2 separate regions of the Mus musculus genome follow, and region 2 is linked to region 1. A link is a loop called in an ENCODE intact Hi-C map of the cell type or tissue named here. Cell type or tissue: heart. All regions are shown on one strand. Each heading gives the region's core, and the rest is flanking DNA. Links, peaks and the distances in the headings are about the cores only. Region 1 holds the start of Zim2 (zinc finger, imprinted 2). Region 2 holds the start of Peg3 (paternally expressed 3).

Evidence for each region. A loop is a pair of places that touch in the nucleus more often than their neighbours do. Peaks named below come from ENCODE experiments on the same cell type or tissue, not always from the same donor. Only the 100,000 strongest peaks of a DNase experiment are listed, where the experiment ranks them.
Region 2: it touches region 1 in a loop (6-fold over the local background); 4 of 42 quality-filtered maps call a loop at or near these places.

What each region holds. Positions count from the first base shown.
Region 1 is chr7:6,657,369-6,662,742 of GRCm38, reverse strand. Zim2 (zinc finger, imprinted 2) reads left to right here and starts at 375. Exons shown (of 5, transcript NR_131759.1): 1 at 375-430; 2 at 3,796-3,884; 3 at 4,497-4,596. In heart, for the core only: a CTCF peak has its summit at 2,920; no DNase peak of the experiment used is centred there.
Region 2 is chr7:6,725,447-6,730,820 of GRCm38, reverse strand. Peg3 (paternally expressed 3) reads left to right here and starts at 402. Exons shown (of 9, transcript NM_008817.2): 1 at 402-563; 2 at 4,247-4,331. Usp29 (ubiquitin specific peptidase 29) reads right to left here and starts at 238. Exons shown (of 8, transcript NM_001360502.1): 1 at 1-238. In heart, for the core only: CTCF peaks have their summits at 1,562 (motif pointing left), 3,133 and 3,335; DNase peaks (open chromatin) are centred at 340, 1,270, 2,190, 2,940 and 1 weaker place; H3K4me3 peaks cover 3,517 bases; H3K27ac peaks cover 2,715 bases.

The DNA.
Region 1 (5,374 bases), core at 49-5,048:
TGTGTGTGTGAAAATCTGGTCACCCATGATAGGAAAATAATTTCACCGTTAACTTTTAATTTTCAAAATTTTGAAATTATGTAGCAACTCTTCAGTAAGTTGAGGCATGAACTCGAAGGTCACAGAGAGTTGCTTGCATCAATACTGCCTCTGGGACGCCAACTCTATCCTTGCCAGGTTCCCCCATCGAACCCCTCCCCCCAACCACCACCACCACCACCACCACCACCACCACCACGTGACCCTTCTCACTGCGTGGGAGGCCCCACCAGCCCCCACCCACTCCCGTGAATTGTTATTCCCCACCCCCACTGAGTGGGAGTTGCCCTAGTGCGCATGCGTGAACCTCTGACTGGGCATGCGCTCTCCCAGGAATTTGGAGCAGGAAATTTCTGGAAATTCAGTCTGCCGAGAACCTTCAGAGAGCCAGGTGAGTGTTGGAGTGTCTGAGAAAATTGAGATTCCATAATGGGAACTATGGACCTGCTGGGGCAGTAGGGGACACATGGGGTTGAGGGAGGCGACAAAAATAGGTGGCATGAGGTCCTGTAATGTATTATGCCGTGGGGGCTTTGGTGAGCTTGCTGTGGAAAAATGAGTGCATAGTGCATGAAGAGTTGGATAGGCTTGTGAGAAAGAACCTATGGTTGGAGGCTGACTTTGAAGAGTCGTGGCTAAATGGCCTTTTTGTCCCATCATTGTCTTGTGCACCCAGGGCTTTCCATTTCCCTCCCCCCAGGCTGCCTCTGGTCCACATCCTCCCGAAACCCAAGATCTTGGGCTGTATCTTGGATTACTCCCCAGAACAGCGTCAACCCAGCTCTTCCTCTATCTCAGCCCTACCCTGCCTCTCACTGTCCCTCCTCATGTATACCTCCTCCTTTAAGCAGTTAAAAATGTGTATTGCTCTTACATAGGACCTGAGTTCAATTCCCAGCATCCATACCAGGCAACATACAACCTTCTGTACTTCCAGTTCCTGGGAGAATGATGCCTCTGGCTTTGTGGGGCACCTGCATACCCACATACGTGCATAACTTTTTAAAAGGCAGTGTTCTTTTAAAATCAACACTACCAAAGAATCTAGACTTGATATGTTCAGTATAAATATACTGATTTTTTTCTTATCTTTTTTATTTTAGGGCAAGAATGAACTTTTTTCTTTAGATTTATTGATTTTGTGTATATGAGTGCCCGCTCTGCATGTACACATACATGCCAGAAGAGAGCATCAGATCACACTATAGAAAGCTATGAGCCACCATGTGGTTCCTGGGGATTGAACTCAGGACCTCTGAATGAGCAGACAGTGCTCTTAAGCACTAACCCTTCAGCCCCAAAAGTGAACTTTTAATGAATGGCTAAATGTCCAGTGCAAGAGGATCTAAAATATGGGGACTGCAAGTTCATCCTTTTCCAGTATCAGTCTCAGGAATTCAGGTTACTAGGTTAGAACTAGGGGGCTTTCAACACTAAGGAAACAAAGCCCCTAGTCCTTTGAATAAAAATAATTCCAACCACAAACAAAATATATTAAGTACACACTATGTATATACCAAGAGAACAATATATATTAGATTACATATATACCCAGAGGAGGGAAAATCTGGGATCATAGCTATTTCTAGCAGGAGGGCTGGGGCATGGACAGAAAAGAGCATGTGGCTAGATTCAGGCACGCCTCACCTTTGACACAGAAAAAAAAAACAAAAAAATTAAGCTGCTCATTGAGCCCACCTTCTCTCTCCATGATGGTGATAAGTTGACCATGCTCCGCTAAATAAATGGCCACACACCTGAGAGAATATGGGCAGTACACATTGGACTTGATTGATTTACAAAACAAAACACAGGTGGGTAAAGAAAGGGGTTGGGTCTGGGAGAATTTAGAGAAGAAGGATCAATATGATCCCAGGATATTATAGAAAGTTCTGAAAGAGCTATTAAAGAGTGATGGGAAAGAGGGCACTAATACAAACCATGTATTCCTGTAGGTGGTTTGTGTTATTAATTCATTTGACTCTGTTAAGTAGCAGCTTTGCAAGAGGCACTACTGCCTTTGTTTTTTTGACACAAGATTGAATAAATAGCCTGTGCTTATGATTCCAGAATTTTTTTTAATTAATTAATCTTACTTACACAATTCACATCCTAACTGCCCCAACCCCTGCCCTTCACCTCTGAGCCTGTGAGGTTCCCCCTGCCACCCCTCCCCCCACCAGGTATCCCCACTGCTAGCACTTCAAGTCTCTGCAAGGCTAGGCCCTTCCTCTCCCACTGAAGCCAGACAAGGCAGCCCAGCTAGAAGAACATATCCGACATACAGGCAACAGCTTTTGGGATAGCCCCGCTCTCGTTGTTCAGGACCCATATGAAGACCAAGCTGCACATCTGCTCCATATGTGCAGGGAGGCCTAGGTCCAGCCCATCTGTGTTCTTTGGTTGGTGGTTGATGATTCACCAATCAAAGCTCCGCAAGAGTCCAGGTTAGTTGACTAATTGGTCTTCCTGTAGAGGTCCTATCCCTTTAGGGACTGCAGCTTTCCTAGATTCCATTTTTTTTTTTTTAAAGAATTTTGTTATGTGGCTGAAGCTGGCCTTGAAATCACTGCAATCCTCCTGCTTCACATTGTGAGTCCTGGGTTTACAGGTGCCACCAAACAGCATTTCAACATTTTTTACCTGGCCATCAGGCTCTAGACCTGCAGAGGCTACACTTCTGGTTTGCATTATTCTCTCTTGTCCTCTTTTCAATTTTTTTATTTGTTCTCAGAGAATTTCATACAATGAGTTTTGCTCATACTATCCCGTGTCCCCAACTCTTCCCAAATTCACCCCCTTTCCCTTAGTCACAAGTCTCTCTTTTTAAAAGCTAGACCACCTGCCACGGGTTTTATTCTATACATGGTGTTACAGTGCCTCATGTGGACACTCAGGGTATTGTCCTAGAAGTTAAAAGTTTAGCTTAGCTATACACAGAGCTGAGCTGAAGTTAGAAGGGAATGGGGAAAAATTGCATAGAGTCTGAGAAAGAAACAGGAAATTACTGAAAAGATCACCTGGAAAAGACCTCCATAAAAGATGATTGTAAGTTCAGGCTTTTGGGGTAAGGTGATCCTGTCATCTTACAAATTAGTGATTGAAAATGTAGGAAGGGGTCCTTAAAGGCTGCCTTTCAAAAACAAAAAGCAAACAAAAACAAAGACCTACGGCAGTGTATGTCAGTAACATTTAATCCTCACAAGTATGTAGCTTGGTCTTCATGTGGTTCCTGTAAACTTCTGATTTGCTATTTAGAAGTTGAAGCTACCTGAATTTTAGTGTGTGTGTGTGTGTGTGTGTGTGTGTACACATCTGAATAAATATAGTGTATCACATGTATGCAGAGGTCAGAAAATATATTGGATCCCCTAGAAGTGGAATTATAGATGATTTCAAGCTGCCATGTGGGTGCTGGGAGCAGAACCCGGGTCCTCCTGTGAGAGCATTAAGCTCACTTAAAGGGCTGAGCCATCTCTCCAGGCCCCTCCCTGGTGAACTTGATTGACAGGTAAGAAAGCACTGATGCAGAGAACTCCTGCTTTACTTAGAAACCTGTGGGAAGCCCACGGAGAGGTTTAGAATGGGAAATGACTGGAGCTCGACTTTGCTGAGAACAGAAGTGGTCTCCATGATCGTTTGCTTTGCCAAGGGAAGCCCAGGGATACTGCTGGCTTCAAAGTAGGACAGGGTGATACGCGGGCGACAGGCTGTGGCCAGAGAGGACTCAGTGTGGTGGTTATATTTCTTCTCTAGGCTCAGGACCCTGCGCTTTCAGGATACAGGGAAACCTGTGGCCAGCAGAATCAGGATGCAAAGATGTTCTGCCATCTTCTGGACAGCAAGTGAGTTAAGCTGTCTTTTGTCATGGCTCTTGGATCTTTTCTGATTCCTAGATCTTCCCTGTTAATGCGCCCCACCCCCACTTGTCTAAGGCTGTCTTCACTTTTACGAGTTGCGCTCATACTGAATGCTTCCCTTCTTGTCTCCCTGCCCTGATTTGTTCAACATCCCATTTTAATCAGAACAAGATTTGAAAAGTCTGGAATTTTTCTATTTTTATTTTTTGTTTGGGAGTGCGCTGTCTTCAGGCACACCAAAAGAGTGCATCATATTCCATTGCAGATGGTTATGAGCCACCATGTGGTTGCTGGGAATTGAACTCAGGACCTCCGGAAAAGCAGTCAGTGCTCTTGACTTCTGAGTCATCTCTCCAGCCTTCCCACCCCTCTTTTTTACCCTCTTTTATGAGAGACTGAAGACATAAAGACCTGGTCAGCTGTGGGGATTGAGGGGGTGGGGTAGGGGTGGGGGGTAGGCCACACCCACCCCTAGGGTGTGAGTCTGGCAATTCAGTGGCTGCCTGAAGTGAGAGACATTGTTTCAACTTAAGCTCTTTCCCGGTTTTGGGGGTTTTGTTTTTTTAAATCGCTTAGGGGTATTCTCTGGTGTTTTAGGAGCTGGTGACCTTTAAGCGCTGGATTGGAGGAGGAGGAGTTAGCTTACTGCAGAACAACGTGTACTTTAAGAGAATTCACCAGAACCTGGTCTCCCTAGGTAAGTGTGTATTCTCCTTACAGCCCAGTTACTGACATAGGTCAGTTTTCAGTGTCTTTGTTAGGATGGTTCACCATCTCAGTGAGCCTCAGCTTGGGCCAGAGGCAGTAGTTCATGTTATTCATTTGTTTTGTACGTTTTACTTTTATTTTATGTGTATGAGTGTTTTGCCTGCAAGTCTGTGCACGGTGTTCATTTAGCGCTCCTGGAAGCCAGAGGAGGGCATTGGATTCCCTGAAACTGGAATCACAGATAGTTGTGAGCTGTCACGCAGGTGTTGGGAATTTACCCCAGATCCTCTGCAAGAGCCACAAGCATGCTTAACTGCTGAGGTATTTTTTCCAGCAACCTCATTTAATTTTTCCATTATATCTGTTTTTTTTTTAATTATAACATAATATCATATTTACTCTGCTTCTCCAACCCTTCCCATGTACCCCCACTGCTGTCTATCAAATTCATGGTCTCTAGTTCTCTAGTCGCTGTTACATGTGTAGCTTACTGCAGAACAACGTGTACTTTAAGAGAATTCACTGTATATATTCTTAATATACATACATATTCCTTATATATATGAATATAACCTATCCAGTCTATACACTGTTATATGTATAAGGTTTCAGGGCTGACCAATTGGTATAACCAGTCAGTATGCTCTTCCCTGGGGAAGACTATTTCTCTGTGTCTTGGCATTCCTTAGTTGCCTGTGGTTCTTTGTCTAAGGTTTGGGCCCCATGAGATTTCCCCCCACCCCAGGTTAGCGTGTGTACTGATGTCA
Region 2 (5,374 bases), core at 298-5,297, 68 kb before region 1:
GTGTTTCTGTCTCGATTTTTCATGGTTTTTCTTTTTTCCCGATTTTAGACAAATATATGCTTGTCGTTTTTCCCTCTCTCTCTTCTCAGGTTTTGCATTGGGGCATCATTAGTAGGTATTTCTGATTCACCCCGATTTCTTTTGGGGGGGCTGCATCCCTTCACACCCACATCCCATCCCCCTTTTCCAGACTCTGCTTGGGGGCCCCTAACACTGACTCCGTTGACGTCAACTCCGTGCCTTGGCGCCAAGCTGTTGCCTTGACAACAGCAGTCTGATTGGCAGGGTGTGGGAGGCGTGGTGAGGGCCCAAAGCGGGGAATGGGGTCTTGGATTGGTTAGAGAGGAAGCTCCGCCTCTGCAGAGGACCCTGACAAGGAGGTGTCCCGCAGCCCTTGCTGCAGACGCTGGGGAGTCAGGAGTCGCGGGAGGACGAGCATCGGAGGAGAAGCGGAGAGATGTCCACCCTGGGCTGGTGGCGCCGCCGGGCGCCCGGTTCAGTGTGGGTGCACTAGACTGCCGACCCTGGTCGGGGTGTGTGCGTAGAGTGCTGTGCTCCGGGAGGTGAGTCAGCCGGCCACCTGGCTGCTCTGCAGCATGCACCCTCTTAGATACCGTCTGCAGAGTTCAGATGGTGTTTGGGGTGCGTTGCCGCGGGCCAGGGGCGGCAGACCATATCACGGCTCCCAAGGGTAACTGACAAGGCTGCAGACTGCGCCTTCGGGAAGGGGGAATCACCACGGAGCGGCCGTGTTGCCGCAGGGATGCCATTTAGGTGACAGGGATTTAAAGAGGTATTCTATAGGTCCAGGCCTCGGAGCCTCAGGGTCCCGCGATCTTAGGGTCTTAGGGCTTTAGGTGTGAACCACCCAGAATCCCGGGAGAATCCAGGCTCCCTGTCTCATCTGCGTGGCCAGCCACGCAGATGATGCAGAAGTCCTGTTACAAGACCACCACAGTGGACATCAGAGTGCCGTCTCTGAGCAACCTCTTCTGTGGTTTCATTTTCTTTGCTCAGCAAAGTCTAAGGGCTATGCGGTTAACCCGATCGCCAGGTCGTCTGGCTGGCAGGGTCTTCGCAATCTAGCCATCTACCGCTAAGCGCGGCACTGTTCTTGGGGGCGGGTCTTGTTTTGCCGCAGTGGCGGTGGGCGGGGCTGAGGGCAGCTTAGGGGCGGGACTAAAGCAGAAGCTGTGAGATACTTTTCGGCTCCACCCAGTTGGCGCCATCTTGGAGGGTGGAGACAGGTTTGCTGCACAGGCTTATCCTGATTGGCTGCCTATGGTGGGGGCGGGGCCATGGCGGACTCAGCAGGCCCAGCCCGCTTGGCGCCATCTTGAAATGACCGCGGATTTGCCGCGCAGGCGCCGCTTTAGCATCAGATAAAGAGACTAAAAGGCCGAAGTGGCTTGAGTCTATGGGGTGCTAGCTCCTCTGGCTCTTCCTTTGCTAGTTGGCAGTAAAGATGCACCCCAGTTGTCGGCTTATCTGACTGGCCGAGTGGCCTAGACCCTCACTCAGTCTTAGTTTGCCGCACGAATGCTGCCATCTCGCGGCCTTCCATTTAAAGGATGGAACGGCAGGCTCAAACAATCCATTTTTCTGTGGCTAGATTTTGGTTGCAGAGCCTCAAATTGACATCAAGTGACGGGTCTTTTGACCCTGGACTGTATCTGGCTCCATTTATGAGGAGCACTGTGGGGTTTATGAAGAGTTAAAAAGTGTCGCCCGGTTGTCTGGAGGGAGAGGCTATCGTCCTGAGTGACTGACAGACAACAGGACCTTGTTCACCTTTGCTGGTTATACCCGCGCCACAGACAGAAACTGTAATAGGTGCCATCATGAGTGACAGCCCAGATGGCTGCAGGAGGTGGGCTTTAGGGAGGGGTTATTATTCTGAATGACAAGGCCTCATAGCTCCGCCCATCCTGGCGCCATCTTTCCTGGCCAAGGGCGGGGCTTCGATGCTCTGCAGGTATCTTGAATGACAGCTGGACGGGCATGCTGCATAGAGGCGGGCTATAAGGAGGGGCTTTATAATCCTGAGTCACCACAAAGCCCCACCTACCCTGACGCCATCTTTGCTGGCTGATGGTGAAGAAGGGAGTGGCAGGGCGGGGCTATGAAGAGTGGCTGCTGATATAGTGAGGCACAATCTTGAATGACAGCCCATCCGGCTTCAGGGGGTGGGCCTGAGGGTGGGGCTCAGGCCTTGATTGACGTGGCCACACAGCTTTATGGGCCTGTGAAGTTCTCAGCGGGTGTCATCTTGAGTGACAGCTGGATGTGTTTGCGGCAAGAGGCGGGTCAGGAGGAGGGGCTCTCTGGTCTTGAGTGCTCACAGAGCCCCGCCCAATTTGGCGCCATCTTTGCCAGCAATAGCTGGCCGCGCTAACCTTTATGGTGCAGACGCCATCTTGAATGACAGGCTGGCTGGGGGTGGGATCTGAGGGAGGAGCTTTCTTGTCATGATTGATTGGAAACCAGTTCCACCCACCTTGGCGTCATCTGTTTGCCATACATGGTGTGTCTGAAGTGATCACTGAAGGTGCCATTTTGATTGACAGCTGGACTGGCTGGCTGCAAGAGGCAGGCTAGAGAGAGGATTTATGGTCCTGAGTGCTAAGCTGTCTTGCAAGGGGCAAGCCCTAGGAAGGGGTTATTATCCTGACTGATGGTACAACTCACCCCTGTCTATCCTTAGCGTCACCACTGTTGGCCATGGGGAGGCGGTGTCTGAAGTAAGGGTGTCATCTTGAATGACTGCAGGACTGGCCGGCTGAAAGAAGCTAGCCAAAGGGGTGTGGTCTCTCTCATTCAGAATGAGCAGGGAGCTCTGCCCACCTGACGCCATCTTTGCTGACGTTTCTGGTGCAGTAGCCATCTTGAATGACAGCTTGTTTTGCTGCAGAAGGAGGGCCAGAGGGCGGAGCTCTGATCTGGACTACAGAACCCTGCCCACCTGGGCGCCATCTTTACTTGTCATGGTTGGGGGTTGTTGTCTAGTGTTTTTTTGCACTGCTGTCACCTTGAGTAATAGCTGGAGTGGCCACTAGAGGCAGGCAAGAGGGAAGGAAAGAATCTCTGGTCCAAGGGACGATACAGCCCTGTTCACCATGGCATTATTTTTTATGTCTCTGTCATTTATGGCGCATGAGCAATCTTGAATGACAGCTGGGTTGGCTGCAGGGGCAGGGCCGAGGGAGGAGCTCTTTCTGAGTGACTGGGCCACAGAAGTCCGCCGGCCCTGTCGCTATCTTTGTTGGTCACAAGGGGGCGTCTGGTATTCATTCCGCCAGTGTCATTTTGAATGACAAGTGGGCTTGCTGCAGGAGGCGGCCCGAAGGAGGGGCTCTCTGGTACTGACTGCAGTACCCTCCTCCCTCTGGCGCCATCTTTGTTGGCCACAAGGGGGCATCTGGTATTATCTGTGCAGGTGTCATCTTGAATGACAACAGGACCTCGCTTCAGGATTCGATTCCTGATTGAACTGGTCCTCCACCTTCATTGGCGCCATCTTTGTTGGCCACAAGGGGGTGTCTGAATTTTTCACTGTGGATGTGTCACCTGCAGGCAGCAGGTCTGAAGAAGAGGCTGGCTTTTTATTAGTGACAGTTACAGAGCCCTGTTTCATCTTGGTAGTGGGACCTTAGGTGTTTTATCTTAGGTACTGGCAGATGTCAGGGGCTACAGTGCCTCCATCTTACATCCACACATAGGTGACTGGAGCCAATATTTTCATACGGGGGCACCAGAAGGGACTCACCCAATTGCCCAGCTCAGAATCCTGGGAAAGGGGTGTGGTTATGTGAATCACTGGCAACACCCAGAAGATTGTTAAAGCCACTAGAAGGCTACTTTGACTATCAGAGTATTTTAAGTCTCTCCCTGGTCATTTGTTTCCCTCTAGTTTTCACCTGCAATATGTTTCCTTGCACTTATAGGATAGGTGATGTCATATGGTTAATTAATAACCAGTTGGGTTCTTGGGTTCATTACTTAATCCAGAATCCCCTGAAGTTACCAAGAGACCCCAGGAAGGTCTTCAGTGCTCTTCATATAATTAGAGTCCAGGGTACATCATGTGTCTTGGGAATAATTGATTACCGAGGGCATTTTCTGGGTGGTATCCTGGACACATTTGATGTCTGCCTTTGTAGGGGGAAAAAAGTGGTTGCTTCCCACCCAAAGAACACTGTAATTGTGAAATAAATTGGGTGCTTCATGTTTTCTTTCTTCTCCATAGCCCTACCTTCTTGATCTTCTATCCTTTTTGGAGACAACTGGCAAGAGGAAGACTAGGTCCTCCAACAGCTAGGTGGCTGGTCCAGGTGAGTGATACACCTCAGAGTACCACACCCATCTTTGAAGTTTCCTCTTCTCTTCCTCACACTGACATTTTCGTGATGCACATATATGTTACACAACTACAAGAACACCATTTGTACTTTCTGAGAATATACATACCTGTCTGGTGGGTAATGAATTTGCTAGGATTTGTCCCCTTAGTCTTATTCCATCATTTCCAGTCTCCTATTTTTCCCCTGACACTCAGGTGCTCCTTCAGGCTTCCTGTTTGCCTTTTGTTGGGCAACTAAGAAGCAGGAGAAACTCTATTTACCTGCAACAACCTAGTATATGCTTTGTACCACATACCAGGGATACCATCTCAACTGAGAAAAGAAGTATTTTCATGGAGTATTATGGGAGAATTAAAATGTATAAAATACGATTGTATGGTTTATTTCCTTGAAAGTACACATTTGCATGGAGAAACTAACTTAATCTGGGAGAGACGCCTCCCTGAGGTACTTGGGAATCTTAAAGCTGAGCTCTGAAGGATTATAAATGGTATGTTTCATGGGGAGAATAAATTGGTCAGAGGGCTCAAAGATGTTCCTGAGGGATGCGGAGAGTGAAGCTGAAAACCCAGGATGCCTAGAACAAGAGAAGAGATGGATTACAACTGACTGAGGACAGAAAAGGTAAGTTTGAGGGCTTCATCATGATAGGCCTTAAAATCAATGGTAAGTATTTGGGCTTAACCGGAAGTACATGGGAAGCCACTGAGACGTTTGCATCACAAAAATGACATGAAGATCACGTGCACATTTGTAGAAATCATCTGGCTTCAAGGTGCAGAGGGCAGGGTAGGCACACCTGGTGTGGGGAGACCACCTTAAGTTTGGGTGAGAGGTGGTTTGGCTTAGAGCCCCAGCACTGGAAGACATGAAGGGGGCATGTTGGAGTATTGCCAAGGAGGGAGACCTCACAGAACTTGCTCCCTCTTTTACTAGTTTGCTGACTGATTCAGACCAGACATGATGAATCACATGATGAGGAGAAGTGAGCAGAATATCCAAATGTTGTCCAT